7 separate regions of the Homo sapiens genome follow, and all the other regions are linked to region 4. A link is a loop called in an ENCODE intact Hi-C map of the cell type or tissue named here. Cell type or tissue: heart left ventricle. All regions are shown on one strand. Links, peaks and the distances in the headings refer to the core of each region. The heading gives the core; the rest is flanking DNA.

Region 1 (4,472 bases), core at 253-4,252, 110 kb before region 4:
ACCTGGATGCAGCTGGAGGCCATTATCTTAAGAGAATTAATGCAGACACAGAAAACCAAATACTGCATGTTCTCACTTATAAGTGGGATCTAAACAATGGGTACCTATGGACTTAACAGGTGAGAACAACAGACACTGGGGACTCCAAATAGAGGGAGACAAGAAGGGAAGTGAGTGTTGAAAAACTACCTACTGGATACTGTGCTACCTAGGTGATGAGTTCACCTGAAGCCCAAACCTCAGCATCATGCAATAAACCGTTGTAACAAACCTGCACATGTACCCCTTGAATCCAAAATAAAAACTGAAATTAAAAACAACGAAAAAATACATTTGATATCTGAGATTATATCTCATCTAAATACAATTGACAATTCTCCGGTCTCGGCTGAGACAGGCATGCATCTCTGTCTACTTCTGTCTTCTCCCCAGGCTGTGAAGTAGCTACTAGGTAAGGATCCAAAAGAGTTAGGCAAGCTTTTAACGTTCCACCCTCTAAGGGAAAACGTGGGAAATGTCACTTCTGTGTAACTGTGAGGCATTCTTTTATTTCAATATGTCCAAAGTCTCTTAAAACACCCAAATGTAAGAAAACTGAGTTTTAACTCCCAGTGACTCAAATGTAATATAGGACAGAAATGACAGCTTATTTTTAATAAGCTCTGCAAACAACCACTTCCCCTTACTCTGAAGTCACTTATCACTTTATTCTTGAAGAATAACAATGTAAAACTCATTTTTCTAGCCACACTCAGCATTTCCTAAATGGATGGCTTAAATTTCAGAGTGTGAGCTAGTAAAGTTATTTTTAAACCTGTTTTCCAGAGCCTCGTCACATGTCCCAGCTTGTCTGTGTCCCTACTTTGGGGCCTGGAGTGAAAAACAATCCCAAGCTCTGCTCAGCTGTGCCGTTTCAGAGATCCAGCCCTGCTTCGTGAAATCAGAAGCCTTGGGGTTAAAGCATCACTGGCCCTTCTAGATACTGCTGTCATGCAGGAACCTCTCAGAAGAAAAGAGAAAGGGCTTTGACATTAGATCTCTCTTGCTGCATAACAAATTACCCCAACTGAGTCATGAACACAGTATTTTTTTATTTCATTTATTTATTTCTTTTTCAAGACAGGGTGTCTCTCTGTTGTCTAGGCTGGGGTGCAGTAGCACAATCATAGCTCACTGCAGCCTTGAATTCCTGGGCTCAAGTGATCCTTTTGCCTCAGTCCCCAGGTAGCTGGGACTACAGGCATGTACCACCATGCCCAGCTAATTTTTATTTATTTTTTTTTGGGGGGGGGTACAGACAGGGTCTCACCATGTTGCCAAGGCTGGTCTTGAACTCCTGGCCCTAAGTAATCCTCCCACCTCAGCCTCCCAAAGCATTGGAATTATAGGCATGAGCCACTGTGCCCAGCCCAAACAATATTTACTATCCCAGAGTTTCTATGGGTGGGAAATTTGGGCATAGCATAGCTTGGTGCCTCTGACTCAAGGTGTCTCATTAGATTGCAATGGGACTGTCGGCTGGGGCTGCAGGCTCATCTCTAGGCTTGACTGGGGACAAGGGGGAATTCTCCTCCAGATTCACTCACACGGTTGCTGACAGGCCTCAAGCCCTTGCCATGTGGCTTATCTACAAGGGGACCTCACGGTGTGGCAGCTGAGTTCTCCCAGGTGAGTGACATGAGAGACGGAGAGAGGGCACACCCTAAGATAGAAGCCACAGTCTTATTATAACCTAATTTCAGAAGTGGCACACATGGTCTCTGCTGCATTGTAGTTATTAGAATGAGTCAATAGGTCCCACCCACATTCCAGGGGAGAGGATTAACAAGGGTATAAATGCTGGAGACCCCCACGGGGCCACCAGACAGGCTGCTGACTACAACCTCCTTGTGGTATGAATGGGTGTTTAACCGCACACAGAGAGAGGCACCATTTCATTATCCCACTTGGAAGCCAGAACACACACAGAATCCCAGTCATTCACAGGGCTGGCGAGACCTTCATTTCCCCACCTTTCAATATTTAGCCCATCATTTATAATAAATACTGAACACAGACCAGGTGCAGTGGGGTGATGGCTCATGCCTGTAACCCCAACACTTTGGGAGGCTGAGGCAGGAGGATCACTTGAGCCCATAAGTTGAAGGGTGCAGTGAGTTATGGTCACACCACTGCACTCCAGCCTGGGAGACAGAGTGAGACCATGTCTCTCTAAATAAATAAATAAATTCCGAATGCAGCTAGATGCAAATGTGAAAGGCTTCTGGGAGAGACCTCTTTCCCAACCCCTCACCTTCCCTGCCTCCCACCCTGGAACCAGAGTCCCCTCCATGCCTGAAATACTGCAAAAGAAAGTAACTGCTCTTGGCTCAGTTCCTCTGGGGCTCTCTCCTACAGTTCTGCCTGCTCAGAGAGAGAGTGTGGCTGCTCTGCCCTCTGCCTTATGGAATGTGCTCTGTGCCACAGGGGAGCTGCCCAGCTCTGGCTCTGTTTGCTGAATACATTAAATAGTGGAGTGGATTAGTGGGAGACTCACTGTGGCCATGGATCTAAGCCACGCCCTTAAGCACAGCTTCTCTCAATAAATAAAGTGGATATTTTTCACTCCATTGGTCAGATTCCCGTGTTTATTTCTCAAGTGATTTCAAACTCAGCAAGGATAGAAACGGGTGCCCCCTAACGCATCCCCATCACACACAAAGATCTAGTCCACCAGTCCACACTCCTATTTGAAAAGTGAGTAAACTGAGGCATTAAGAGGCAGTGGGGTGATGGGAAAACATCCCCAAAAAGTTCCAAAACTCTTATTTAGCCACTAATTATTTATTAAGCCCCTGGCTGTGTGCTAAGCTCTGTGCTGGGGCTGGCTATTTTCCGTTTACTTGTTTGTTTGTTTGGTTTTTGAGAAAGGGTATCACTCTGTCACCCATGCTGGAGTGCCATAGCCTGATTATAACTCGCAGTAGCCTCAAGCTCCTGGGCTCAAGCAGTCCTCCCATGTCAGCCTCCTGAGTAGCTGGGACTACAGGCGTACACAATTATGCCCTGTTTTTTCTTTTTTTTTTTTTTTTTTTTTCAGAGATGGGATCTTACTATGTTGGCCAAGTTGGTCTCAGACTCCTGGCCTCAAGCGATCTGCCTTGGCCTCCCAAAGCGCTGGGATTACAAGCATGAGCCACCACATCTACCCAGGGCTGGCCCTTATTCCAGACATCTTCCTGTTCCGTCCCAGGCAAATGACTACACCCCTCTGAGCCCCAATTCTCTCATCTTGAAAATGGGGATCAAGTGAAATGGTGCATATAAAGTTCACACCTACAGTAAACAGTCAACAAATGTCAGCTACTCCCCCGAACTTGCCGGGGGAATGCCTACTTGCATTACATACGGAGACAATAAAGCTATTTTTCAAAGGCAATTTAAAGAAGGAGGCGATCTGCCTATGATTGGATGAATGGGGGTATTTCAGTTCCACTCCCGTGGTTTTTGACCCTACCTCCCACTCTCTGGACCCCCAAAAAAGAATGTGGCAGCGTGTTTGTGCATTGTCAGGGAGCCACGAGATTCCCTGGGTGTTCTGGCAGGCGATGCATGAGATTTTGCCAGGGCAGTAACAAACCAAGACAAAGAACTTAGGCATCTCCCTCAAGGACACTCAGTGAGCGTGGAGCACAGACAAAAATAGAGCAGAGGATGGATCATTCCCTTCCCCGTCCTGGCTTTCTTTTCTTCTCTCTCTCTAATGGCTTAGATTATTATTTTCTCCCAGCACGACCATCAGCTATTAGAGCAGGTGCAGTTTTTGTAAACACCCCGCAGAAGTGCTGCGAGGGAGGTCAAGGGCAGGTGCCCCCGCCGAGGGCTGGCCTGGATTCCATGTTTCTGGTTCTTGTTGCTATTGTTCGGTTGCATCAGCACACAGCCTGGAGGTTGCATCCTGCGATCCAGGAGTGTTTGGCAGCAGAGGGAACACCAGCCCGTCCCTCCCAGGTGGGACAGATGACAGCAAGTCTAAGGCAAAGCAATGTATTCCCCATCTTATAGAAAAAGATAACAAGGCACCCCTATAGGCAGCCAATTATGCAGGCACCCAGGATGTGTAGTTTGCAGAGCCCTGGAGAAAAACGCCCTAAGCAGGAGACTAGGCCCGTCCAACAGTGAGGCTGTGAGGACAATGGTATTGCTGAAACCTACAGCCAGTGGCCTTGACAAAGCAGTTTGCTTTCTGGTGCAGCAAGTTTCAGTTTGGTCTTTGGAGCTCAGTTTTACACCATTGAAAATTAAAATACCCTGAGATAGGGTAGCAATGAAGCCCTCAGCCGCCCCTTACACCTCAGTGTAAGTGAGTTTGTCAGCTCTTTTCCTAAGAGAGTAGATTTTTATTTTTTTTTTTATTTAATTTTTTTGAGACAGAGTCTCACTCTGTCTACCCAGGCTGAAGTGCAGTGGCGCGATCTCAGCTCACTGCAACC
Region 2 (4,472 bases), core at 146-4,145, 380 kb before region 4:
GCAATCCTCCTGCTTCAGCCTCCTGAATTGCTAGGACTACAGATACATGCCACCATGCCCGGCTAAATTTTTAAATTTTGCTTTTGTAGAGACAGTCTTGCTGTATTGCCCAGGCTGGTCTCAAACTCCTGGTCTCAAATGATCCTCCTGCCTCGGCCCTGCAAAGTGCTGGGATGACCGGCATAAGCCACCATGCCCAGCTCTCCACTGTGAATTCCTGTAATTGACTCATCTGTTTTCCCAACCAGACCTTACACTCTACAGAGCAGCAGTGCCATTTGTCTCAATTATCATTGAACCCACAGTCCCAGGATACAGAAAGCCTTTCTTCCATGTCAATTTCTCTTACTAAATTTTCCTACATACTTTTTCTCCTAGGAAAAGTTAACTAGTACCTTAAAGGATTAAAAAAAAAAATAGCCAAGGGGCCGGGAGCAGTGGCTCACACCTGTAGACTCAGCACTTTGGGAGGCCGAAGTGGGCGAATCACTTGAGGCCAGGAGTTAGAGACGAGCCTGGCCAACATGGTGAAACTCTGTCTCTACTCAAAATACAAAACTTAGCCAGGCATGGTGGAGCATGCCTGTAGTCACAGCTACTCGGGAGGCTGAGGCAGGAGAATCGCTTGAACTGGGGAGGCGGAGGTTGCAGTGAGCCAAGATGGTGCCACTGCACTCCAGCCTGGGCGACACAGCAGGACTCAGTCTCAAAAACCAAAAAACAAAAAAACAAAAAAACAAAAAAAAACACCAAGGGAAGATTGGCCATGAGTTGATAATCGTTCAAGCTGGGTGATGGGTGCAGGGAAGTTTGTTATATTTTTCTCTCTACTTTTGTATATGTGTAAATTTTCCAATCGTGGAGTGGTGTATTAGTCTGTTCTCACAGACTAATAAAGAGCTGCAAATGAAAATAAAGTGAAATTGCCAAGAGAGGAATAAAAGTTGGAATTCAGGGTTCCTTGACTCCTAGGGAACGGCCCAATCCATAAAAGACAGCTCAGCCTTTAGTTACAACAACCATCCCTGAAAAACAACACAAACAGCTTAATCAACCCGAGAACACAGAAAAGGCTGTTTGTGAAACTTAATTGCCATTTTAATGTGTTTTAATTGCACAGAAATGCTATTTAATGTAGTGTTTCAGTTTCCATTTGCCATTTTGAGAAATTTCAGTGCTCAAAAAAGAGGAGGCCAGGTTGGAGCTAAAGGAATCTTGGCCCATTTGACAATCATGAAATGTTTCCCTTGACAGCCGACCTGGGCCTCAGGCCTGATTCTCCTCATTCTCCCCACTCCACCACTGCCTTCCCCTTGCATACAAGGAGACAAGTTTGTGCCTGGTTGTCAGAACAGAGAGAGGGAACAATGCCTAGGGCAGTACCTGGGCACAGTTCATTACCAGAATAACTGGGGCACAGCCAAAGTGGGCCACTTCCCAGGGGGTGGACCAGAGAGCCCTGAAAAATAGCTCCAGCCTCAATGGTCTCTCACGTTCATCTCTGAAGGGGCATCAGAGCAGAGAAACAGAAAGAGCTGAGAAGCAACGTTGCCGTCTTGAACATTTCTGCTCATGGCCCAAGCTGACTGAAGCGGTTTTTCAAAGAACATCTTCCCAGAAGGCTGGTGGACGACTTGGAGGTCTTTTATGAGTCAGAGACAGCTAGGCTTTCCTAAGGAGCTGGAAGTCAGGGCATGTCCACCCAGACAGAAGAACAGCTACCCTGGGCTACCTCTCACTGTCACGTGTCACGACACAGAGAGCAAAGAAGGGGAACTTCCATGATGTCAGAAGGCTGCAACCCAGGGCCGGGCACAGTGGCTCATACTTATAATCCCAGCACTTTGGGAGGAGTGAGGCGGGCGGATCACTTGAGGTCAGGAGTTTGAGACCAGCCTGCGTAACAAGGTGAAACCCTGTCTCTACTAAAAATACAAAATTAGCTAGGAGGCATGGTGGCACACACCTGTAGTCCCTGCTACTTGGGAGGCTGAGGCGGGAGAATCGCTTACACCTGGGAGGAGGATGTTGCAGTGAGTCAGTACATCAGCCTGGGTTAACAAGAGTGAAACTCTGTCTCAAAAAAAAAAAAAAAAAGGCTGGAACCCAAATTAGTACATTGACATAGGGTTAGTGTTGAGACTTAACTGCAGATAGAAGGAAAAATTCCTTTTGATCCTGGCAGATGGGACATGTGTCCTAAGAGTACTGTGGTACATGGCAGTGACTACCAGAAATGTCTAGCAGAAGCACAACTCTGGGAAATATGACAAGAGAAGGGACCCCTGGGCAATCCAAGCAACAGCATCAGAGATGTCTGTTGTGGGTGATATGCAGGACTGCCACCTAAGGTTGTGGAGGTTGTGCACTGCCCAACTATAGGGGGCACTATGGTAGACTTATTTATTAATGATGATGGTTTTCCAGTAGATGGCAGGAAAGGGTCTTCAAAAAGGGTACTTTTGCCTAATTTGCATAAAGTGATACTTAGGCTAGCAGGGGTGCTAGTGACAGGGCCCATGTCCTAGGACTGGAGTTTAATGGCTGGACAAGGGCCACATGGGGCTGGAGAAGCCTTGCAGGAATCCATTGCTAAAGGGATGAAGTCCTAGGCAAATGAACTAGGTCTCAACAGGAAATCAGATCAGGCTGTGCCACTGCGTGAAAGTCTTCAAAAGGCTTCCCATTGCTGTTGCAATAAAATTGCCTAGGGCCACGAGGGTTGCTTGCAGGATCTGCTGCTCTCACGCTCTCCCCTAACCTCATTCTGCCCCTCAACCCCTATTACCCACACTCCAGGCACCCTGGTTTCCTATCTGATCCTTGCCAAATCCAAGCCCATTCCCACTTCCTTGTCTGTGCATTCGAACCCACTGCTTGAGATGCTCGGCCCTGTCCTGCTAAGCTGGGTCCATCTCTCTCTCTTTTTTAGAGACAGGGTCTTCCTCTGTCACCCAGGCTGGAGTATGGTGCATGATCATGGCTCACGGCAGCCTTGACCTCCCGGGATCAAGTGATCCTCCTGCCTCAGCCTCCTGAGTAGCTGGGACTACAGGTGTGCACCACCATGCCTGGCTAATTCTATCATTATTATTATTATTTGTGAAGATGGGGTCTTACTATGTTGCCCAGGCTGATCTGGAACTCCTGGCTTCAAGGGATCCTTCTGCCTCGGCCTCCCAAAGTACTAGGATTACAGGTGTGAGGCACTGCATCCAGCCTCGGCTGGTCCAACCTCATCTTGCAGGTCTCAGTTCAGACAGGCATACCCTGACCTTCTTCTCCAAACCAACATTCCCTTCCTACCTGGGAAGAGGATGCAATCAATAGAATGAACATCATGAGGACAGGCTTTTCATAACAGCCTCCCTGGAGCTTAAGAATAAAAGGCACAATTTAAAGAGAAGGATGCAAAAGAGACCCCTGAATGAGAAGAATGGAGAGGAAGCCTGGTAAGGAGACACTGTCAGGACCTGGCCTGCATCCCTGAGGTCTCCCTACACCTGCTGAAGCCCTTGGCTTCCAGGGCCTTTTGATCTGGGTGGATTCCGTGTTCTCCCAGCGATTATGACCTTGGCCTATGAGTCTGCACTCTGAGGCAAGTTGGAAGTGGCAGGAAATTAGCACCCAGGCATGACCCAACTGATGGAGGACAAAATTTGGGTGGACAAAAACCTCAGCAAATCTACAGACAGGCAGTACATTAGTGATTGTCTAGGGCTGGGAGGGATGGAGGGGCTGAGAGATGATAGCTAAGAAGTATGGGGTCTCTTTCTGAGGTAATGAAAATGGTCTAAAATGGATTGTGTTGATGGACACACAATTCTGTGAATATTCTAAAAGCCATTACATTTTACATTTCAGGGGCCAGGTGCAGTGGCTCATGCCTGTAATCCCAACACTTTGGGAGGCCAAAGTGGGAGGATCACTTGAGGCCAGGAGTTTGAGACCAGCCTGGGCAATAGAGCAAGGCCCCATCTCTACAAAATATTAAAAAACATTAGCCAGGCGCAGTGGTGCACACCTGTAGCCCCAGCTACTCGGGAGACCAAGGCAGGAGGATTGCTTGAGCCCAGGAGTTCAAGGCTGCAGTGAGCTATGATTGCACCACTGTACTCCAGGTTGAATGAGAGACAGAGAACCTGTCTAAAGAAAAAAAAAATTGTACACTTTAAATGGAGAATTGCATGTCATGTACATTATATCTCAATAAAGCTAATTAAGAAAAACAAAAGACCCCCAGTGTCCTCTTCTCTCTTGGGGCAGTGTTGAAGGATGCTGCATCCCGTTTCTCTGGGGATCTCCGGCAGGTTGAACCCCAGCTGCCCATAGCAGTGACCCAATTAAGCCTCCATCTCTCTGTTCCCATGTCCTGCCTCCCTTCCCCTGACAGTGCTTTCTGGGATCAGCTCCCAAAGGAATTGCATGCCCAGATCCTAGCCTCAGGCTCTTTGGGAGCATCCCAAAAAAGA
Region 3 (4,472 bases), core at 357-4,356, 280 kb before region 4:
GCGCCACACTTTGGGAATGATTATTACTAGAGATAAACAGCTCTGGAGCTCAGGAGAGAGATGAGGGCTGAAGACATGCAGCTGGGTGTCACCAGGGTTTGATGACAGCAAAAAACTGGGAGGGAAAATTGGCGGCCGAGATGGCAATAGACCCCAGCATGCACTTGAAGGGGTCAGTGTTATCAGTGGCCCTGGGTTTCTTACGTGGTCACATGCATAAACATTGTCTTTTTATCCTGCCATTAAAAGGATTCTAGAGGTTGTTGCAAATGAAGAAGAACAGACATTTTAATGTTAATTAGTGATGGGATATTGGTTCTTCAAATCTAGTACAGTGAACAACACTTACTCAAGAAGGCCTCAATGAGTGTAAATAAACATATTTGTGAAATACAAGACTCTGCTTCTTACTAATTAAGCAACCCAGGGTACAGGTTATTTAACCTCTAACTTGATGGATCATTGGTTACTTAGCAACAATTATCTGACCATGCTTTAAAACTGGAAAGTCCTATTCCAATTTTAACATGATTCTGGCATTTTTGTGGCCTCACTCTTTGTGCATCCAAAATCTTCTACTCCCCGTACACTCAACCAATTTCTCACATTCTGTTCTTTTCACCTGGAAAAATATCAGGGCCTATCTGCAGAAAATGCGCTTCACCTTCCTCCGAATGATGTGAAAGATAATCCCATACATTCTGGGGAGCTTTACCTGAGTAGTTAGAATTATAACTATATCTCTTTTCTCACAATGACAGACAACCATCCTTCCCTGCAAACAGAGCAGCAAAGAAGGAAAAGAGAACAAGAAAAATATGACTGTCTTGTACCATTTGCAAGGATTCTGTTGAGTTTTATCTAATTGATACACCGTTTTCTTTTTTTCTTTTTTTTTTGAGATGGAGTCTCTCTCTGTCACCCAGGCTGGAGTGCAGTGGCGCGATCTAGGCTCACTGCAACCTTGGCATCCCAAGTTCAAGCGATTCTCCTGCCTCAGCCTCCCAAGTAGCCGAGACTACAGGCGTGCTCCACCATGCCAGGTTAATTTCTGTATTTTTAGTAGAGACAGGGTCTCACCATGTTGCCCAGGCTGGTCTCAAACTCCTGACCTCAAATGATCCACCCACCTTGGGCTCCTAAAGTGTAGGGATTACAGGCGCAAGCCACCATGCCCAGCCTGATAAAACATTTTCACTGGGGATTTTGATGACGATGATGATGACGATGATGCCAATGATGGTGAACTGAACAGACGGCAGACAAATTTCTCCCTGCTCCCTAGCTTTATCCCAGACAATGGTCTCACTTTCTTCTTTGACGAGTCTCTCTCTAGTCTCCCAGTGCCACTACAGGTAACAGGTGAAATGTCCCACCTCCCAGATTCCAGCCCCTCTCAACCACAATGCAGGTCTTGAGCACCCCTGAGTTTCAGCTCATGACCTACCAGCCAGCGGTGAATTCCACGTGGGCATCAAAGAAGCCAGTGACCTGCCCGGTAGCCACCTTCCAGCCCTCAATGCGAGCGCGGATCAGGCCTTCCCTCTTCTGATTTCTTACCACCTTCACCAGCCCGGGGTAGCGTTTGTGGACATACTCCTCTAGGGGGACCTTCAGCTCCTCTGCAAATGACAAAAATGCAAGAAGGTCTATAAACATGTCATTTCAAATTTGCATCTAACCCACTGCAATGCCCACAGATCTTCAGGGAGTTCAAAGATCTCAAAAAAAATCGCATGTTAGTAATTCTGGCAGAAAAGAAAATCTCATCAGTCTAGGAGTCAGAAGACATCTCTGATGCATTCACCCAGGACAGCTATCTTCTGACAGTTTGCAATCCGTACAGCGGGATGGGAACCAGGCCTGGCTTTTATATCCCGGCTGCTATGAGCCGGCAGACGTCCTTCAAGATTCCTTTTCTTAGTGGCCCTTCCTCCAAACTTGGCCAGAATCCTTGTCCGGTTTATCAAATTCTATATGGGCTTTTCCATCTGCACACAGACTCGTTCTTACAGTACGTGCCTTGGGATGCAATGTAAGTCTTTGCTCAGTAGTAGAAATGCTACCTTGGAGGCAGAACTAATGCTACCAGGGATTGAATACCCTCCCTTCTGCAACAAGCAGGTGGCAAAGTGCTTCATTTCTATGAGCTAATTTTATCCTTGCAGAAACCCTAGGAGGTTGCTAGATTAATTTCATTAATTAACTAAATTAATTCTATTTTGCAAATGAAGACATAATCTTAGGGAGGCTAACCTGTTCCAAGGTCACATATGGGCTAACGGGAGAGCTGAAACACAACTCAACTGAATCTAACTCTATAGACATAAAGACTGATACTTGGCTGAGTGCAGTGTTGTGCACCTGTACTTCCGGCTACTCGGGAGGCCAAAGCAGAAGAATCACTTGAACTCAGGAGGCTGCAGTGAGCTATAGTTACACTACTGCACTCCATTCTGGGCAACAGAGAAAGACCTGGTGTCTAATTTTAAGAATAAATAAAACTAAAGGCATTTAAAAAAAAAAAGTGATACTTTGTGTGCATAAAAATCACCAGGTATAGGGAGGAAAAGGAGGGGCTAACAGGGAGGGGATTCTTAGATACTTGCACTCCAGGTACATGTCCTGCATGGGTGCTGGGGGACTCAGGGACATGTCACTAAAGGCCACAGGTCATGGAATGCTACAAGGGGAATCCCGCCTGCTGACCAGGGTTGGCTTGTGACTGCAGGAATCTCTGTAAGTTCAGGGAGAATATTCTGAATGCTGAGCGCTGGGCACCATGCCAGGAGTTCTGGAGGCACTGTTACCTCTTAGCTGCCACGTGACCTGCAACTTAGTCGTGGCTCTTCCCAGGAACAGGATGTCAGCTCCTGGCTACATCACTCACCACATCCGGGTATCAAATGAGTTCCTCATTTGTTAAGAAGTTGCGAGACTTCAGGGAAGATATATGGGTAGGGATTGGCAAGGTTGGCAAAAGAAAGTGTGGGTCATTACCACTGGCCTTCTCACATCTAAAGAGCTTTGGGAGGTATTAAAGGAGTAAAAGGATAAGGCCTAATCATTTGGTACTAGCCTTATGGCTGCTACAACTAAAGGAAAAGCTATATAGAAAGCACTCAATATGCATTCAATAAATGGTAAATCTAATAATAATTGGTTTATCATAATTATTAATGTTGATCAATTACATAACTTCCTATGAACAACAGATTGTCTTTCTAACTAGCCAATATCATTTTTATTTTTATTTATTTTTACGTTTTGAGACGGAGTTTCTCTTTCGTTGCCCAGGCTGAAATGCAGTGGCGCGATCTCAGCTCACTGCAACCTCCACCTCCTGGGTTCATGTGATTCTCCTGCCTCAGCCTCCCGAGTAGCTGGTACTACAGGCATGTGTCACCACAGCCGGCTAATTTTGTATTTTTAGTAGAGATGGGGTTTCGCCATGTTGGTCAGGCTGGTCTCGAACTCCTGGCCTCAGGTGATCCACCCACCTCAGCCTCCCAAAGTGCTGGGATTACAGGCATGAGCCACTGTGCCTGGCCACCAAAATGATTTATAAAGTCTAGGGCCTACTGTATAGCAGTAGACACCATTCTCACTCTTACAATGTACAGGGATACACTGTTCCAAACAACAGTGTATGGAAACATCAAGGTAGATGCCACCTCCAATGATCAGGGTTTAAGAACAAGTGACACTGAGCAGGCTTCCTTCCCAGTCCCTGCAGTGTGATTCTGGACTTTATAAGATACTGAGTTGTGCTCTGGCCTGTGCTCAAAGACAATTCAGACACAAGTGCTCCCTCAAGATGCTTACAATCGAGTTAAGGAGATGAGATACGTTTAAAAATTATAGGAAGGCGCACTTTGGGAGGCCAAGGCAGGTGCATCACCTGAGATCAGGAGTTTGAGACCAGCCTGGCCACCATGGAGAAACCCTGTCTCTTCTAAAAAAAAAATACAAAAAATAATAGCTGGGCATGGTGGCGGGTACCTGTAATCCCAGCTACTCGGGAGGCCGAGGCAGGAGAATTGCTTGAACCTGGGAGGCGGAGGTTGCAGTGAGGCGAGATCGCACCACTGCACTCCAGCCTGGGAAACAAGGGCGAAACTCTGCCTAAAAAAAAAATAAAATAAAAACAAATTATAATATTCAATATTATAAGGTAAATGAGGCTAATGGCCCCCACTCGCCCAAAAAAAATGGTCACGGAGGAAGAGTGCTGTGAGGAGTCACAGACAGAGAAACTGTTTTGGCTGGGAGCATTAACGGAAAAAGTTGTTTAAGTTATGCAGCAGATCTGGACGTGAGCTCTCACTATTCTAAAATACCACACCAAAAAACACCTAAGTGAAAAATTGGATCTACTTAGATGACAGTATCATGAGCATCAAAGTTTCAGTCTAGGAAACTGGGAAGATGCCATTGATTTATTTTATTTTTATTTTATTTTCCTTTTCAGA
Region 4 (4,472 bases), core at 180-4,179:
CAGGTGGGGCACAGAAAAGAATCAGGCAAGTTGTTCTTTCCAGCAGCCCCGGCCATCTGCCCGAAACGGGGCAGGAAGGGTAAGAAGGAGCGCGCGGGAGCCAGGGTGTGCCGGCTCCCAGGCACAGGGCGCAGCGCGCAAGGACCCTGGGGCTCACCCTGTGCCCGGCCCGCCCGCGTCGAGCCCCGGAGGCGCCGGCGTGCGTCCTTACCATTCAGCTGCCGGTACACGATGTCCTCCAGCAGCGACAGGCGCTTCAGGACCGCATCCTGGATGGGGCTGGCGCTGTGCGCGCTGAGGTTGGCCACCTCGGCGCGCGGCCGGATCTCGTGGAAGGCGTCTCCGCTGCGCACCGCGATGGGCCGGCACTTGGCCAGGAAGAGCACGAAGCCGGCTACCGCGATCAAGTTCAACACCAACAGCACTTTGACTCTTCTCAGTGAAGCCATCAAACAGCCCGGCCGGCCCTCGCCCCGGACCTGCGCCCCCTCGGGCTCCGGCGAGGCGCGGGGCAGCCAGGGGCCGTGCAAGCCTCACACACCAGACGGCCGGCAGGGATCCAAGCCCCTGCTCGTCCCACCTCAAGGATGCTCGGGCGGCGGAGACGGCTGGGAGGTCGGATTGGTGGTGGGGAGAACGGAATCGCTCACATGGAAGTCCTCGCTCTGCAGAAGTGCTCCCCGAGACGCCTGCTCAGTCCACGGCGCACGGCCCCGTCCAGGCGTCTCCGCGAAAGGCCAGGGATTTGAGGGTTTCTCTTCTGCACCAGCAAGTGGTTCGCCTCTGGACCTCTAGCCGCCGGCGCCGCGGACTCCGAGGCCGGCAGGCGGGGCTGCCCGGGAGGCACAGAGGGAGCGGCGCACAGGTGCCGGACTCAGGGATCGCCGCCCGCCCACGGCGGAGCGCGCCGCGCCTGGGGCCGCACAGCCTCCCACCTTGGCCCGCAGGCGGCCGTCGCGGCGCGCCACCCGCGCTCTTCAGCGGAAGACCCGCTCCCCCGGGCAGGCGCCTTTGTTCCGCTCACCGACCCGCTCCATCGCGCCGGGCAGAGGGGAAGCCCGCTCGGGGAGCCCGCATCCTCCAGGCTCCGCAGTCACGCTCAAGTCTCAATTACTCTCAAAGTGGGGGCAGCACTAGGGGGCGGGCGCCGGGCCGAGCGCTACGTCCTCTCCGCCCCCCGCGCGGAGTCCACCCCACCCCGCCGGCAAACTCACCAGCGCTCACAGCGCCGCCGGCTCCCGGACACGTTCCAAGCCCCCAAACCGCGCCGAGAGCCTTCGGGGCCTTCAGGGCACACCGGCCTGTCTCGGAGCTGGCGCGTCGCGAGGCTGGCCGGAAGGAGTCGGACCTCAAAAGTCACAGCAGTTCTCTACCCCCTCCCAAAACGTCGCGGGCAGCGCGGCGGGGAGGTACGCGTGCCGAATCACCCTCCGCTCGCCAGATCCGGCCGCGCGGCTCGTCCCGCGCCCCCGGGAGCCAAAACGCCGAGTCTCCCAATTGGCGGACGCGGTGACACCGCCGCTGCGGCACCGAGAGCCACACAGCCCCGGAGCTGAGGAGCCCGGAGGGGACGCGCAGGTGGCGGCGGAGGGCGGGGCGCGGCCCGAGGGGAGCGGCGGCGGCGCCAGCTCCTCCTCCGCCGCTCTTCGCCACCCTGTCCCCGAGAGGCTGTCGGCGGCCGCCGCCGCCGCCCGCAGGCTGCCGAGCGCACAGCTCCCCGGTTCGCCGACTCGTGCGCGCGCGCACCCGGGCAGGGCGGGGGCTTCTGGAGAGTGGGGACCGCGCGGGATGGAGGCAGTCAAGGCATGCTGGCTGCGGCCGGCGCTGGAGGGACCCTTTAGTTCTCAGTACTCCCTGAGCGGGCGGGTTCGTTCCATCCCGGTTGGCGATGAAGACATCCTTTTCTGTGTGCTCGCGGCTCCGCGCTGCGTGGCCAGGAATGGCTAGAGGGAAAATCTGGCCTGGAGGCTCGGATTCTGAGACCTTCGGAGCCAGGCCGGGCGTGAGCGGGCTTGGGGGGGTTCTCTGCGTGCAAGAATTCTAACCTCCCCAGTCACTGCTTCTAGGCCCACCCGCTGCTCTGTTCAAATTTTATTATAAGAAGCATATTCATTTGGCTCCTGGTTTTCCACTACCTCTTCCTCTTCCCAAAACCCAGGAACTCGAAATACTGGAATTCAACGCCCCCCCACCCCGGTTGATCCATTTAATTCCTTGGGTCTAAAATAGAAATCAGGCCGCCAACTAATAAAAATCGGGCAGCAAAGCTAAATGGAGCTGATCGTTTTCCCCTCATCATTTTGATCTCATTAAAGTTTTTGTTTTTGTTTTTGCGGTTGTTTTGGTTTTTTCTGGGGCTTGGTTTCTTGTTTTGTTTTTGCCTGTGTATTATTTTAAGTTTTGATTTTTAACATAGAAATGTATATGCAAAAAAATAGTCTTTTTATTTCATTCCCTTGGAATTCTCTGCCTGGGTGCAATCGGGTCCTCAGGGCGCATGCTTTGTAAAATCTACCTGAAAGTGGACACAAAACAGTTAAAAAGGCCCAAGGGATGATTTTTAGCCACACATGTTAGGCAAGAGAGAGGCTGTGTGGGAAGAAACTTGGGTTACTGAGCATCTCATGGAGTATCCAGTTGAGTTGGGTGTTATTATAACCACACTACAGATGGAGCTAGCACAATCAATGGAAGCTTCTGCAAAAATAATTTTTGAACATTCACTCAGCCGCAGGACTGAAGCCAGGGAGGCTGAGGCATTGGGCTAGGGTGCCCGAGAAGCAGTAAGTGGCTCTAAGTATGTGCTTGAGGCTGACTCTCAAGCGTGTGCATATTTGGGAGTGGAAGACAGGAAACAAAGTAGAGGAAACAGCCTCAGAGTAATCGAGAAGTTTCCAGGCAAATTTCAATTTCAGAGAGATTTCTGTGCTTTCTCTAAAGCCAGAGAGGTCCCTGATGCAAATTAACTTTTGGCTTTATCATGCATCCTCCAGGAGCCTCCTCTCAGCTCCTGCACGCATTCTGGGCAGCTTCTGTGTTCAAAAATGACACTGGACACTACTCAATGAGTGACCCACTGTCATGGCCTCATCCTGAACCCTGTATTCACAGAGGAGCCTTCCACTCCTGCAATCCTGCACTAAAATCCCAGCCTGTTATTACTGTTCCCTAGCTTTTTACCTCTCCCATTCTCAACTCCAAACAAACATATTCTCCAGCCAACAACTTCCTTCTCCTTCCCAGGTGTCCATGCCTCTCTATCCCCTCTGGAGTTCCTTCCCTCCTCTTTCTGGAGTTCATGGTTAGTCATTTATTTCAAACACATTCCTAATAGGGCCTGCTATTAAGGATCATGCACATGTATATCATATTTTTCCACTGCCCCAGCCTAGCAATCCCCAACTCTGAATCAATTTCACCTTCTTCTTTCTCAACCCAAGGACAAAGGCAAGAGCAAGTGTACCCAGGGAAAAACCACATCATCTCAAAGCCTGCAGGCATTTCCAATTGGTGGTGTCTAACCTTACCTGGGCCTTCGATTCTACTGAAAAGCTCTATTCCATGTCCCTAGCCAGCTCCTCTCCCTAGAGACACCCTAGCTAGACTTCAGGAGTTCATGAATAGCTCTCAATCAGATGAAAAAGTGTATCTGCATGTTACATAGACATTTTTCTGGGGAAAAGACCTGTAAGTTTCATCAGATTCTCAACATAGTCAATGACCCTAAAAGTTTAAGGACCTGCCTAGCATGTTATATATGCAAAAACATAATCAACTAAACGTTTATTATATACCAGCTGCTTCTGAAACCAACAAAACTACACTTCAGTGGCTGTGTGGTCTGCTCGCCATAAGGTCTGGGTTCCAGTCCCATTTCGGTCACCAAAGAATAAATCTGTTCTTGACTTTAAAAGAAGAAATTTATCTTGGATGGCACCCAAAACCATTCCCAGTCATAAAACTCAGTTTAACTACAAAAGCTTTATCAAAAGAGTTTCTTTGGTTGGTTGGTTGAGCAAACTGAAAGGAAAGAGACCAATGGTATTTCTGTGCAAGGATTTTTTATTTCAAATACATTTTTCACTCAACCATGGTTCAAATAACATATGCCTTTGACATGACTCTGTCCCCTTTGTTTGTCTGTTAAAAATGTATCGCATCTCATCTGAGTCCATAACAGGAGTTAAAATACTTGGAGTTTCGCCAAGGGAAACCAGGGACTCATCTCTCTACAGAGGTTTGGCCAACTCATTTACTCTTGCTAGAATTCGCGAGGCAAAGCCTTCACTCTCATAAAACCCTGAGCATTGCAAAAGATACTGGAGTTTTGGTTGTTATAATTTCAACTTTCATTTTAGACACAGAGGGTATACGTGCAGGTTTGTTACATGAGTATATTGTGTGATGCTAAGGTTTGGGGTACGGATTCTGTCACCCAGGTACTAATGAGCATAGTAACCAATAGAACCAAT
Region 5 (4,472 bases), core at 210-4,209, 84 kb before region 4:
GGCATACGCCCATAGTCCCAGCTACTCAGGAGGCTGAAGTGGGAGGATCACTGGAGCTGAGAAGGTTGAGGCTGCAGTGAGCCAAGATCACACCACTGAACTGCAGGCTAAACAACAGGGCAAGACCCTGTCTCAAACAAAATAAAACTAAAAACAAATTTTAAAAATTTTTAAGTGGAAAATTAACACACAAATACACACATGGAAATTATATAACAATAAAGGAGAAAATAAATGACTAAGGTATTAAAGTTGTACTCCCAGACATAAAGTAGTTATATAACTACTATAGTAATAAAAATACATGTGTGTGTGCATATATGTGTATGTATATATGTGTATTTGTGTGTCTCTGTGTATATATGTGCATTTGTGTGTCTGTGTATATATGTGTGCGTATTTGTGTCTGTGTATATATGTGTATATGTGTGTGTTTGTGTCTGTGTGTATATATGTGTATTTGTATGTCTGTATATATATGTATATGTGTGTGTGTGTGTCTGTGTGTATGTGTGTAGATATGTATGTGTGTGTATTTGTGTGTGTGTATATGTGTGTTACATATGTATAATATACGTATATGTGTGTGTGTTGTAAGAAGCGCACATTACCCCCTAGGAGGTATACTTGCCCTCTCCCCTCCAAAAGCAAAGATGAAGTTGAATGTATCTGAGTCACCACATCAGGGGTTCTCAAAGTGTGGTCTGAGGCTTCTGGCGTTCCCCCAGAGCTACTTCACAAAGTCCACAAAATCAAAACTACTTTCTTAATAGTACAAAGACTTATTTGCCCTTTTCACTCTCATTCTTTACAAAGTGTACAGCAGAGTTTTCCAGAAGCTGCATGATATATCACGACATCATCTCTCTCTCTCTCTCTTCATGTTTTGGTGTTTGTTTGTGACAGGGTCTTGCTCTGTTGCCCATGCTGAAGTGCAATGGTGCGATCTTGGCTCACTGCAATCTCTAGTTCCTGGACTCAAGTAATCCTACCACCTCAGCCTCCTAAGTAGCTGGGGCTACAGGTGTGCACTACCACGCTTGGCTTTTTTATTATTATTATTATTATTTATGGAGACAAGGTCTCATGATATTGCCTAGGCTAGTGTTAAACTCCTGGGGTCAAGCAATCCTCCTGCCTCAGCCTGACATCAGCTCTCTAATGGCCAAGGGAGGAAGTGCTTATCTCTCCTGATGTGTTAAATTTTTCTGTTTAAATTTCTAATATGCAAAATATCAATACGTATGACCTATCTCAATACAAGCATTTTGGGGGTCTTCAATAAATTGTAAGATTGTGAAGGGTTCCTGAGCCCAAAATGTTTGAGAACGCTGCCCTTGTTCTAACCAGCAGTTTATAGCAAATACAAGGGTCTACAGAAGCAAGTTAAATTCCATGAGGAAACATCAGCAAAGCCCCAGGATATAATATCCGACATTTACAGGTGACATGACATAGTATCTGGGATTTGCTTTAAAATACTCCAGGACGAACAAGGGTGTCTGTGGGGTGGGAGCGAAAAAGATTGAAAAACTGAACATTAGTAAAAACCAGGTGACAGATGGGGTCTGTGGGGGTACATTTACAATCCTCTCTACTTTAAGACAGAATTTTTAATTTTATTGTCACAATACAATAAAGATAAAAAGAAATTCAGTAAATTATCTTCATTTTTTAGAGTAACAGTTACATCAGGAAAAAACATAAAATACAAGACCGTTTCAAAACACAACGATAATGACAACACTGCCTAAAAACTTAAGATGACAAAACAGGCTCCTCCACTAAGAATATCAATAAACAGAAAACAAACAACAACAAGGTGCAAAAAAAAGGATCAGTGAAAATTCATTATGTGGCAGGAGCTCTAAGCCCTAGGAGCCAGCAAGGGGAATGAATCCGGAACTGGACTCTGGTAACCAAAATGGAACAACTACAAGATTCAAACAGTGTTATGCAGAGAACACTTGGCATTCATTCCCGAAAAGATGAAAGGTGGCATTTCAAAATCAATCAAGGTTACACTGGGGTTTAAAAGAAGCTTAGGATAAAATGATAAGACAATTAAGAACATCCCAGAAATGCAGTCCAAAACAGAATTGGTTCTGCAAAACATCAAATCAATGAAACTTGTTACAGAGAATCAAGTAGAATTCAATGAATGCAGGGGAGCAAATGATGTATGCAACAAGGAACCTAATCTTCATATTGAAGGGTGTCTGTGAAGCTTAATCAAAAGGCCAGGTGCGGTGGCTCACGCCTGTAATCCCAGCACTTTGGGAGGCCCAGGCAGGTGGATTGCCTGAGGTCAGGAGTTCAAGACCAGCCTAGCCAACATGGTGAAACCCCATCTCCACTAAAAATACAAAAATTAGCCAGGGGTGGTGGCAGCTGCCTGTAATCCAAGCTACTCAGGAGGCTGAGGCAGGAGAATTGCTTGAACCCAGGAGGCGGAGGTTGCAGTGAGCCAAGATCACACCACTGCACTCCAGCCTGGGCAACAAGAGTGAGACACCATGTCAAAAAAAAAAAAAAAGCCAAATCAAGAAGTAACAGAAAAATGTGCCCTGGGAGGAAGCAGTTTTTCCACATTGTTTTAAAATCCAGTTTGGAGATGAAAGGGGCTCATGACATTCTTCCAGAACTGTCAAAGAGGAAGATATCAATCCCTCTCTTGGGAAATGCCTTCTTAATGCAAGGAAAAAGAGATACTAGGTCACCTTTAAAGAAACGTAACAAACAAGCCTTTTCTCAGAACTCTCATCTGAGACTTTAGTGACATAAACAAACCCCAGAAATAAAAGCAGAGAGACTTCAAGGTACTCTTCGTCCAGAAAAGCTGTTATTTAACAGCACCTGCAACAGAAGGACCTAAGTGCGTCCAGCACCTGAAGGAACTATTCATAGTGCACACCTCTCACTGACAAATTTCACTTCTGGAATTACTTCCAACAGCAACTGAGTTTAAATGCCAATTCCAAGAGATAAACCAAGGGCACTCATGGGAAGGGCCACTTTATTGTGAAAAATAAGAAGCAATACCACCACAGATCAAGGAGGGCCATATAACATTTGGTATCAAAGACAGAACTATTAAGAAGGAAAGAGTAACAACTGTTTTTCCACGAAGAGGATCCAAATTGCTGGACTGACGTAAGTAGTTAAAAGTTTAAACAGATGTATAGAGAGATGAGAGTTTGCTGAGCAATTTGGTTCAGTAATACTATGGTAGGAACAGGCTGGTTACCAGAAGAATGTAATCAATAAGGGGGACAAAAAAGAAAGCATTAGGCATTGAGGAATGGCCAGGATTTTGCAGTTATAATTGGAAAGAGATGTCAAAAGAATGATTAAAATGAAAATAAAAATTAGGATGACAGAAGATGATCCAAATATAACACCCAATATAAAAGAATTTAATTATCATCCCATGTGGGAGAAAAAGGAGTTCCTGACTGGATTAGTTAAGTGAAATCTGTTACACATGGATAAAAAGTATTCTCAGGGATGTATACAGATTTCTAAAAAGAAATAAAAGTAAAAACGGCTGGGTTACTGAGTAAATGAATCAAAATTCACTTAAGAAATGGATATATAGTTAACATAAAATGTCAAAGGCACACCGAAAATTGCAAACCAGAGAACACTATGTATTTATAAAACCATAAACATCTATGAAACATATAAATAAATACCAATTGCCAAGTGTATTAGTCTGTTTTCACGCTGCTGATAAAGACACACTGGGACTAGGAAGCAAAAGAGGTTTAATTGGACTTACAGTTCCACATGGCTGGGGAGGCCTCAGAATCATGGCAGAAGGCAAAAGCCACTTCTTACATGGTGGCAGCAAGAGAAAAATGAGGAAGAAGCAAAAGCAGAAACCCCTGATAAAACCGTAAGATCTCGTGAGATATTCACTATCATGAGAATAGCACAGGAAAGACTGGCCCCCATGATTCAATTACTTCCTCCTGGGTACCTCCTACAACAGGTGGGAATTCTGGGAGATACAACTCAAGTTGAGATTTTGGTGGGGACACAGCCAAACCATATCATTCTGCCCCTGGTCCCTCCAAATCTCATGTCCTCACATTTCAAAACCAATCATGCCTTCCCAACAGTCCCCCAAAGTCTTAATTCATTTCAGCATTAACCTAAAAGTCCACAGTCCAAAGTCTCATCTGAGACAAGGCAAGTCCCTTCCTCCTATGAGCCTATAAAATCAAAAGCAAGCTAGTTACTTCCTAGATACAATGGGGGTACAGGTATTGGGTAAATAGAGCTGTTCCAAATGGGAGAAATTGGCCAAAACAAAGGGGTCACAGGGCCCATGCAAGTCTGAAATCGAGCAGGGCAGTCCAATTTTAAAGCTCCAAATGATCTCTCTCCTTTGACTCCAGGTCTCACATCCAGGTCACACTGATGCCAAGAGGTGGGTTCCCATGGTCTTGGGAAGCTCCAACCCTGTG
Region 6 (4,472 bases), core at 286-4,285, 280 kb before region 4:
TTATAAAATCCAATACAAAATTGGCCAAGTGCCATTTGGGAACCATTGTGTTTTTTAAGATTTTGATAAACAGCATTTGAGGAGGTTGAGGGGGAGAAGCGAACACTGCCTGTGATCAGGAAGGACTGGAGAGGGAGGTATGCATACCTGCTCCTTAACAATAAAACAAACACATGTCATCCAGGCTCATGGAGCATAAATTGGCAAAAAGAAAGCTACAAAACGGTAAGAACTAAAGCAAAGAACATTACAGAATTCTGTCTCAATCCCGCACTTTCAGTGATATGACAGAATAAACTATCGGTACCATCCCTGGGCTCAGAGCCCTGCTCAGGAGCAAGTATTGACCTAGTAGACTTGAAATTGCCCCTATACACTTTATAAAATTAATCAGGAGGCTGGGTGTGATGGCTCACACCTATAATCCCAGCACTTTGGGAGGCCAAGGTGGGTGGATCACCTGAGGTCAGGAGTTCAAGACCAGCCTGGCCAACGTGGTGAAACCCCGTCTCTACTAAAAATATAAAAATTAGCCTGGCTTTGTGGCACACGCCTGTAATCTCAGCTATTCAGGAGCCTGAGGTGGGAGAATCCCTTGAACCTGGGAGGTGGAGGTTGCAGTGAGCCAAGATCATGCCACTGCACTATAGCCTGGGCAATAGAGTGAGACTCTGTCTCAAAAAAAAAAAAAAATCAGGAAAGAAGTGAGGGGAAAATTAAAATAAACCAAGCGTGCAGCACATTCAGCATTAATCATTAGTCTCTGACCTGTTTCATCATAGTTTCTTAGTGCCTATTGTCCTAGAATGACTAGGACAATAGACCCTGTTACAAGATTACAGTCCCCTTTAACTGCTCTATAGATAACAACTTGAACATTATAAAATATTAAGTTTTCCCTTTGAGATATTCTTTCATGTCCTGCATACCAATGAAACTGCTGACATCAGCTGGTCTGAAGGACCCCACAAGAAGCTGACTCACCAAAGAACGCAGTTTCCACATCTTGATAATTTCATCCCCTTTACCCTGATCAATGAATGACCTTGATTCTCCAGCCTCTCACCTTCCATGATCCCCTTCAAAGCCCCAGCCCAGAAATCGTTGGGGAGGTGGATTTGAGGATCTCTTCCTGTCTCCTCACTTGGCTACCCTATACTCATGAAACTCTTTCTCTGTTGCAAATCCTGCTGTCTCAGCATAATTGATCTGTTACTGCACAGTGGACATACGAACCTGGTGGTCCTAAAACAGACTCAGCTCCACCTGCTTCCAGAACCAATGCAAAAGTGTCAGTGCTTGGGATTTTTATGTGTACTTGGGAAGTGGCCACCCAGTCCAGGACTTGGCCAAGTCTGCACATCCACAATGGTGGGCAACCTGACCTCTCAACCCTCACACAGTTGTTAAGCCTTGATGATGAGACTTACTGAATATTTCAATTGCCCTTCAGAGTATGGAGATTCAGGAGAATCTGTCTAAGCTTAGATGAGTGAGTGTTCCTCTACCTTTAACCTGCATCCGAATCACCAGTAAGTCTGAGGTGGCCCAAGAACTTGTATTTCTTACAAGCTTCAAATGGGGAGCTGCTGCATCAACTGGTCTGCTAAGTGCATATTGGGTGGCTCTGGCTTAGCATTTACCCCCCTGCCTAACTCCATCTGGGATGAATTAGACCCTGAGTGTGGGCCAGAGCTTACTCCAACTGAGCTGACATTCCAGAATCCCAGTGTTGCCCTGTCCATCTCCACTTTCCCCACTGCCTACGACCTACTTGTCCTGCCTCATCTAAAAAACTGAACCCCTTGGAAGTGACTTTGGCCTACATGGTGAGGGTTTGGCATGCCATTTCCAAAACTGGAATCTTTTAAAATATAGATATATTTAAATGTGTGTGTGTGTGTGTGTGTGTGTGTGTGTGTGTTTGTGTATGTGCATATATATGTATGTGTGTATATATATGTATATATACACATGTACACATATACAGTATATATATATAAAATACATATAAATACATACATACATACATACATACACACACACACACATATACAGAGACAGAGACAGAGACAGGGTCTGGCCTTGTTGCCCAGGCTGGAGTGAAGTGGTGCAATCACGGCTCACTACAGCCTCGACCTCCTGAGCTCAAGCGATCCTCCTGCCTCAGCCTCCTGAGTACCTGGAACTACCTGCACACACCACCATGCCCAACTAATTTATTTTATTTTGTATAGATGAGGTCTCGCTATGTTACCCGGGCTGGTTTCAAACTCCTGGCGTCAAGCAATCCCTCCCCCGCTCCCCACTTTGGCCTCCCAAAGCTCTGGAATTATGGATGTGAGCCACCAAGCTTGGCTCCAATACTGGGATCCTGATGGCTGGCCACCTCTGCGTGGGGCAATCTCACAATTAGGTCAGTCCCTGGACAAGGATCCCATATGGTCCTGCCTTCTGCTTTCATTCCCTGTTCCTGCTACCACTGCTACTACTGCCACAATTCTATCAACACTCCTTCTGACACCATCAACTCCCATTGCCACCACTGCCACGCTTATCACCAACACCTCTCCCCACCAGCAGCTGCTGAGGTTTGGGCATGCTGCTCACTGTGAATGCATGGGTTGTGACAGCTGGGGACGAGAACATAGCACATATGGCACGTTCCAATTAAGAAACAAAATAGAATGAAAATGCCTGCCAGTATTCCCAGAGTGAGAATCACTGGGGACCTTATGAAAATGCAGGTTCCGAGGCTCCTTTCTCGGTATCCCTAATTCAGTGGGCCTTAGTGGAACTGGCCAGCACCCCCAGGTCGTTCTCACGCAAACCCCAAACATCTCAAAAGCACTGGTTCACTTTTTTCATTGTTTTTACCATGTTTAAAATGTTTTGACCATTTTACAATATACAATTCACTGGCATTGAGTACATTCGCAATGTTGTGCAACTATCACCACTATCTAGAACTTTTTCATCACCCCAAACATAAACCCCATACCCATTGAGCAGCTGCTCCCCATCTCCCCTTTCCCAACCCCTGGTGACCACTAACATGCTTTCTGCCCCTATAAATTTGCCTAATACACATGGTTCATGAAAATGGAGTCGTAAAATATGTGGTCTTTTATGTCTGTTAATTTTGACGGTGCAGAAGAGGTGATTTTATGTTGTGTGTAATTTTGTTTTGTTTTGAGAGAGGGTCTCATTCTGTTACCCAGGCTGGAAAGCAGTGGCCGGATCATAGCTCACTGCAGCTTCCAACTCCTGGGCTCAAGTGATCCTCCTGCCTCAGCTTCCTGAGTAGCTGGGACTACAAGGATGCACCACCATGTCCGGCTAATTTTATTTATTTTTTGAAGAGACAGGGTTTTACCATGTTGCTGAGGCTGGTCTTGAACTCTGGGCTCAAGTGATGCTCCTGCCTTAGCCTCCCAAAGTGCTGGGATTACACGAATGAGCCACCATGCCTGGACCGTGTGTGTGAATTTAAAACCCTTGACCTTGCTGAAGGTCTGATTCATATTCTGTGGCCAGGGGGTTCTTCCAACCCCCATGCTGGTAATTGATGGACTGCAGGCTTGCTCCTAAAGCCCAGTCTGGTCAGCTGGCCTGCCCCTCCCCTGGGTTCCTCCTAGGCCACCTTCTCCCTGGGCACATCTCTGCTCCTAGCTTGTTCCATGGGTTTCCAAGTCTACCTCTGTCTGGAAGCATTTGGTGAGACACTTAGATAAGACTCCTCATCCTGATGGGACTTGAGTTCCTGAGCTCTTCAAGACTGGATGTGGAGAGAATCCAGCCCCTGCATGGTGACCATACCCTGGGCCCTCCCAGATGCCGGCCTTTCTCTCCACCCCAATGGAAACTTCCAGTTCTCTGTGCTTAGGGATTTATGACAGAGATCACAGTGAAAAAATGGTCTTCAACGCAGAGTTTGGCACAGACATTAGTCAGGACACTTGACATTTCTGCATCATCTCTTTTTTTCTTTTTTTCAGAGAGATTTCAATATTTTATATATGTAAGAATTAGCTTTGATGCCCTAGAAAGAACATAAAACACAGACTGAAAACACTTGGGTATCAGCTACTTGGGAAGCTGAAGTGGGAGCCCAGCTTGAGGTAGAGGTTGCAGTGAGCGGTGATTGCACCACTGCACTCCAGCCTGGGTGACAGAGTAAGATGCGATCTCAAAAAAAAAAAAACCACCTGGAAATACAGGTGCGCCTGAGAATACCTTTATGCCTGAAATAACCAATCAGCTAAATGTATAAAAGCAGCCCTACAAAGACTATTTTAAAATATTTTAAAAATATTATTAGACAAAGTTTTAAAATATTATCTTTAAAAATGAACGAAAAGATGGTGGCGCGGGGAGAAACTCGGTTGCATATTCTGCTCATGCAACCTAGGGGGTTTCTTATCTGTCCAATGGAGATAGCAAATCCCAGAAATGAACCTGGGTTTTGTGGG
Region 7 (4,472 bases), core at 300-4,299, 600 kb before region 4:
TTGCCCACTAGATGGCACTGCTGCAGTGCTTGCTTCAGAAACCTAGGCGATGGGAAACCGTCAGAGACCCAGGCAGGACCTTGGTGGCAAGAAGATTTTAATGCACAAATCTCCTCTACTCAGTGGCTTGTCTCTGGATTTCTCTCTATGGTGTTCATGGGGCCCTGAATGCCATATTTAAACTTAGAGTTTTGCTGAAGCACACAGCCCTGTCGTAAAAGCGATTGTATGCAGATTAGGGTTTCCCTGCTCATGCTTGCCTTTGGGATGTGGGCCACCAGGATTGGCCTTTGCTTGAGTGTCCTGATGGGCAGAGTTAACCAGCTCCTGGATGGCTCATGACCTCAGCGCTCTCGTGATAGCCACAAGAGTTGATCCTTGCTCTGCAACCCAAAGACTTGATCTGTTGTATCTGAAGGATATGACCACAGAGGTGGGCGTTTATTTTATTTTATTTATTTACTTACTGAGACAGAGTCTCACTCTGTTGCCCAGGTTACAGTGCGTTGGTGCAATCCTAGCTCACTGCAGCCTCGAACTCCTGGGCTCAAGCCATCCTCCCACCTCAGCCTCCAGAGTAGCTGGGACTGCAAGTGTACACCACTATGCCCGGCTAATTTTTTTATTTTTGTAGAGATGGAATCTTGCTATGTTGCCCAAGCTGGTCTTGAATGCCTGGCCTCAAGTGATCCTCCCACCTCAGCCTCCCAAAGTGTTGGGATTACAGGTACGTACCTTTGACCCAGTATATGGCAAAATTTGAAGCTTAGAATCAAGAAAGCTGAAAGCAAAGACAAAATGGGAGGGTTCTGTTATCAGGACAGAGTCTAGAAAACCCCCTGCAGAGATTTCGCCAGGGCGTGGCTGAATCACTCTGGAGCACATCCTAGGTGACAAACAGGCTCTCATACCCTCTTCTGACCTGAGCCCCCTCCAGGGACCCAGGTATGAAAGGTGGCTGTGATAACCCAGGAAATGAGCCTGGGATATCGTCAGGTTACCTGGGATAGTTAAGAGGTCTGGGGTGGACAGATGGAATGAGATAAAGTCCCTTGCATGGTATCCAGCATGTAAGGCATTTTGGTTGCTATTCTTTAAAAATGGATTACTGTTACTATTCTTAGTGACCAGGGGATCCATACTTTGAATTGCTACCTGCCTTTAATACTTTTGGGGGTTTCACCTCTGAGGATGGTGTCTGACATCTTGCTGTGCCCTAGCAAGGTAAGATGTGAGCAAGAACGCTACCTCGGCGGCTTCTTTTATTTTTAAAATTTTATTTATTTTTTAAAAATAAAGGCCAGGCACGGTGGCTCACACCTATAATCCCAGCACTTTGGGAGGCCGAGGCGGGTGGATCACAAGGTCAGGAGTTTGAGACCAGCCTGACCAATGTGGTGAAACCCCATCTCTACTAAAAATTCAAAAGTTAGCCAGGCATGGTGGCGCACACCTGTAATCCCAGCTACTCAGGAGGCTGAGGTAGGAGAATCACTTGCACCCGGGAGGCGGAGGCTGCAGTGAGCCGAGGTCGCACTACTGCACTCCAGCCTGGGAGACAGAGTGAGATTCCGTCTCTAAAAATAAAAATAAAAATAAAAATAAAAATAAAAATAGAGATGAGGTCTCGCTATGTTGCCCAGGCTGGTCTCGAACTCCTGGCCTCATGTGATCCTCTCACCTTGGTCTCCCAAAGCTCTGGGATTATAGGCATGAGCCATGGTGCCCAGCCCTCTGCAGCTTAACAAGTTCATGGGACTCATCAGGGCTTCATGTGTAGGATTCAGGGAATCTATGAGCTTGGATGGGAAAATTATTCCCTTTGTTTCGTTTACCTCTAAATGAAAGATAACATTTCCTTTAATTATGAATGTAAACAACAAACCACTGTAGACAAAACAGAACCTGACCTTTTGTCACCAACAGAAATCACAGATTTTTTGTCAAATTATAGGTGCTGCAGAAATCTTGTAATAACATTGATGCTCATACAACTTTGAAATTATAGCGAGTAGACCCATCACTTATGGTCTATTTAATGCATTAATCAAAAGTACATATAGTTCTAATAAAGTATACATTATTTATTTATTTTCTTTCTTTCTTTTTTTTGAAAAGATACAAGTTCTCACTTTGTCTCACAGGCTGGAGTGCAGTGGTGCCATCATAGCTCACAGCAACCTCGAACTCCTGGGCTCAAGTGATCCTCCCACCTCTTGGGTAATATCTTTATAGCAGTGTGAGAAAGGACTAATAACATTTCACAGTCTTAAACTCTAGATTTTTTTTTACAGTGATGCATTTTTTCACTTCAGCCTCCTAGGTAGCTGGGACCACAGGTGGGCCAACATGTCCAGATAATTCTTTTTTTTTTTTTTTTTTTTTTTTAGAGATGGGGTCTTGCTATGTTGCCCAGGCTGATCTGGAACTCCTGGTTTCAAGCCGTCCTCCTGCCTCTGGAAGGCCCCCAAATGCCTGGAGGTACAAGGCCAACCCAGGGCTGGTACCATGCGTCGCAGCACAGGCCAGGTCATAGAAGGGAACGTGTTCGCTAGCTCTGGTCTCCTCTGACCACCCCTCATCCCCATCCGCATCGCTGCTCCGCCGGGGAGAAATCAATGAAGCCTCACAACCCTCCTGCTTTCCTTCATTTCAGGGGAAAGGAAGCAGCGGAATCAAGGCCAGGCGCCAGCAGGGGGCGCTAGAGCATCGGTCTTCAGAGCCCGGCTTCCCAGCTGAGCTCCCGCGCGGGACGTCCAAGGAGCAGACACCTGCTCAGGGCGCCTCCCTCCTCGGGGGGCCTGCGGGTGCTCCAAACACCCGGCCAGACCTAGCCTTGGGCAGCCTAGGCCGCTTCACAGCTTGCTGTCGCTGTATACCTTAAAATTTGCATTCCCTTCAACAGGTTAGGTAGGACATTAGGGGGAAGCCACGACCAGAATGCAGTTCAGATTTCCAGCGGGGGCGCTGCGCCTGCAGGTGCTGGGAGAGCCAGCCCGCACCCCTCCCTTGCAAGACTGGCACTCCCTGTGTCTCCCTCTCCCTCCCTCCCTCCCTCCTTCCCTTGCTCCCTCCCTCCCTCCTTCCCTTGCTCCTTCCCTCCCTCCTTCCCTTGCTCCCTCCCTCCCTCCTTCCCTCCTTCATTTTTCTTCCCTCTTTCCTTCCTACTTTCCTCTCTCCTTCCTTTTCTTTCTCCTTCTCCCTTTTCTTTCTTTTTATCCTTCTTTCCCTCTTTTATCTTTCCTTCCTTCCTCCCTTCCTTCCACTCTCTTTGGCTTTCTCTGTAAATATTTCTCTCTTGTCTCTATTTTTCTAATTCCTTATTTATTTCTCCCTGTCACTCTGTACTTGTTTCTCTGTATCTCTTTATCTCTTTTCATCTCTCCTGTCCCTTTCTGCCTCTTTCTCCTTTTCCCTCTCCCTCTCTCTGTTACACACACACACACACACACACACACTCATGATTTTCTCCTAGGCCTGCAGCTCTTTGAGGCTGGAGGCCAGCCCTGCAGCTCATGAAATCCGGGAATCCGCAGGGATTGCAGTGGGTGGGCAGCCTCTTTAATAATTGCTTCCATAGTCAAATACTGCAGGCCCTTTTGTGACTCCTCCTCCAGGCAGACTCACCACAGGGCACAATGCAGCCTGCATTGTAGGTGGTGGTGTGCAAATCCACAGGTGCTAGCATCTCACAGAACATTCTCCTTCTACCACCAATGACCCGAGTCACCTGGGATAAGGTACTGAACCTCTCTGGGTCTGTTTCCTTGTTTAAATGGGCCTCTCCAAATTAGATTAAATCTTGTATCTAAACAGGGGTCTTGTGAGACTACTATGTGTGGAAGACAGTGTGGGGTTTTTGATTTGTTTTAGTTTGTTTTTTGAGATGGTCTTGCTCTGTCGCACAGGCTGGACTGCAGTGGTGCTATCATGGTTCGCTGCAGCCTGGATTCCCTGGACTCAAGCGGTCCTCCAACCTCAGCCTCCCGAGTAGCTGGGACCACAGGCATACGCCACCACACCTGGCTAATTTTTTGTATTTTTTGTAGAGACGAGGTCTCACTATGTTGTCCAGGCTGGTCTCAAACTCCTAAGTTCAAGCAATCTGCCCACCTTGGCCTCCCAGAGTGCTGGGATTACAGGCGTGAGTCGTCCTGCCCTGCCTGTAGACAGCTTTTGAAATGGCTCCCAGCGACGGCTGCCTCTTGTTGTTCACACCCCTCTATAATCCCCTCCCTTTGCGATGGGCCAAACTGAGAGACTCACTTCTAGCAAAAAGATTATGGCAAAAGTATGGGATTTCACTTCTGAGATTTGGCTACACAAAATTGATTTCCGTCGGGCCAGCTCTTCTCAAAGGTGCTCCTTGCTCACGTGCTTTGATGAAACTGTACTGTCATGAGCTGCCCTACAAAGAGGCCCACATGGTGAGGAACTCAGGCCTCTGGCCTCTGGCCAACAGCCAGTAAAGA

Evidence for each region. Peaks named below come from ENCODE experiments on the same cell type or tissue, not always from the same donor. Only the 100,000 strongest peaks of a DNase experiment are listed, where the experiment ranks them.
Region 1: it touches region 4 in a loop (5-fold over the local background); 19 of 110 quality-filtered maps call a loop at or near these places.
Region 2: a loop joins it to region 4, with 2.4 times the contacts of the local background. A loop is called at or near these places in 4 of 110 quality-filtered maps.
Region 3: it touches region 4 in a loop (14-fold over the local background); 10 of 110 quality-filtered maps call a loop at or near these places.
Region 5: a loop joins it to region 4, with 2.5 times the contacts of the local background. A loop is called at or near these places in 10 of 110 quality-filtered maps.
Region 6: a loop joins it to region 4, with 4 times the contacts of the local background. A loop is called at or near these places in 9 of 110 quality-filtered maps.
Region 7: it touches region 4 in a loop (7-fold over the local background); 25 of 110 quality-filtered maps call a loop at or near these places.

What each region holds. Positions count from the first base shown.
Region 1 is chr7:71,236,116-71,240,587 of GRCh38, reverse strand. All of the region lies in intron 1 of GALNT17 (polypeptide N-acetylgalactosaminyltransferase 17), which reads right to left. Among named protein-coding and RNA genes, the nearest start is that of MIR3914-2, 69 kb to the left of the region's middle. RefSeq lists an enhancer at 1,011-1,511. In heart left ventricle, for the core only: a CTCF peak has its summit at 2,441; a DNase peak (open chromatin) is centred at 2,447; H3K27ac peaks cover 4,000 bases.
Region 2 is chr7:71,509,640-71,514,111 of GRCh38, reverse strand. All of the region lies in intron 5 of GALNT17 (polypeptide N-acetylgalactosaminyltransferase 17), which reads right to left. Among named protein-coding and RNA genes, the nearest start is that of MIR3914-1, 200 kb to the right of the region's middle. In heart left ventricle, for the core only: a CTCF peak has its summit at 2,374; no DNase peak of the experiment used is centred there.
Region 3 is chr7:71,413,039-71,417,510 of GRCh38, reverse strand. It overlaps GALNT17 (polypeptide N-acetylgalactosaminyltransferase 17), which reads right to left. Exons shown (of 11, transcript NM_022479.3): 4 at 1,448-1,622. Among named protein-coding and RNA genes, the nearest start is that of MIR3914-1, 110 kb to the right of the region's middle. In heart left ventricle, for the core only: no CTCF peak of the experiment used is centred there; a DNase peak (open chromatin) is centred at 2,780.
Region 4 is chr7:71,128,780-71,133,251 of GRCh38, reverse strand. GALNT17 (polypeptide N-acetylgalactosaminyltransferase 17) reads right to left here and starts at 1,108. Exons shown (of 11, transcript NM_022479.3): 1 at 212-1,108. The coding sequence starts at 449. In heart left ventricle, for the core only: a CTCF peak has its summit at 1,702; DNase peaks (open chromatin) are centred at 201, 1,001, 1,101 and 1,811; H3K4me3 peaks cover 2,066 bases; H3K27ac peaks cover 1,959 bases; H3K27me3 peaks cover 1,321 bases.
Region 5 is chr7:71,212,644-71,217,115 of GRCh38, reverse strand. All of the region lies in intron 1 of GALNT17 (polypeptide N-acetylgalactosaminyltransferase 17), which reads right to left. Among named protein-coding and RNA genes, the nearest start is that of GALNT17, 83 kb to the right of the region's middle. In heart left ventricle, for the core only: no CTCF peak of the experiment used is centred there; no DNase peak of the experiment used is centred there.
Region 6 is chr7:71,406,470-71,410,941 of GRCh38, reverse strand. The region is part of intron 3 of GALNT17 (polypeptide N-acetylgalactosaminyltransferase 17); the gene reads right to left. Among named protein-coding and RNA genes, the nearest start is that of MIR3914-1, 100 kb to the right of the region's middle. In heart left ventricle, for the core only: no CTCF peak of the experiment used is centred there; a DNase peak (open chromatin) is centred at 2,561; H3K27ac peaks cover 558 bases.
Region 7 is chr7:71,731,683-71,736,154 of GRCh38, reverse strand. No RefSeq gene overlaps it. Among named protein-coding and RNA genes, the nearest start is that of MIR3914-1, 430 kb to the right of the region's middle. RefSeq lists an enhancer at 2,703-2,892. In heart left ventricle, for the core only: CTCF peaks have their summits at 2,494 and 2,702 (motif pointing right); DNase peaks (open chromatin) are centred at 2,714 and 2,959; H3K4me3 peaks cover 304 bases.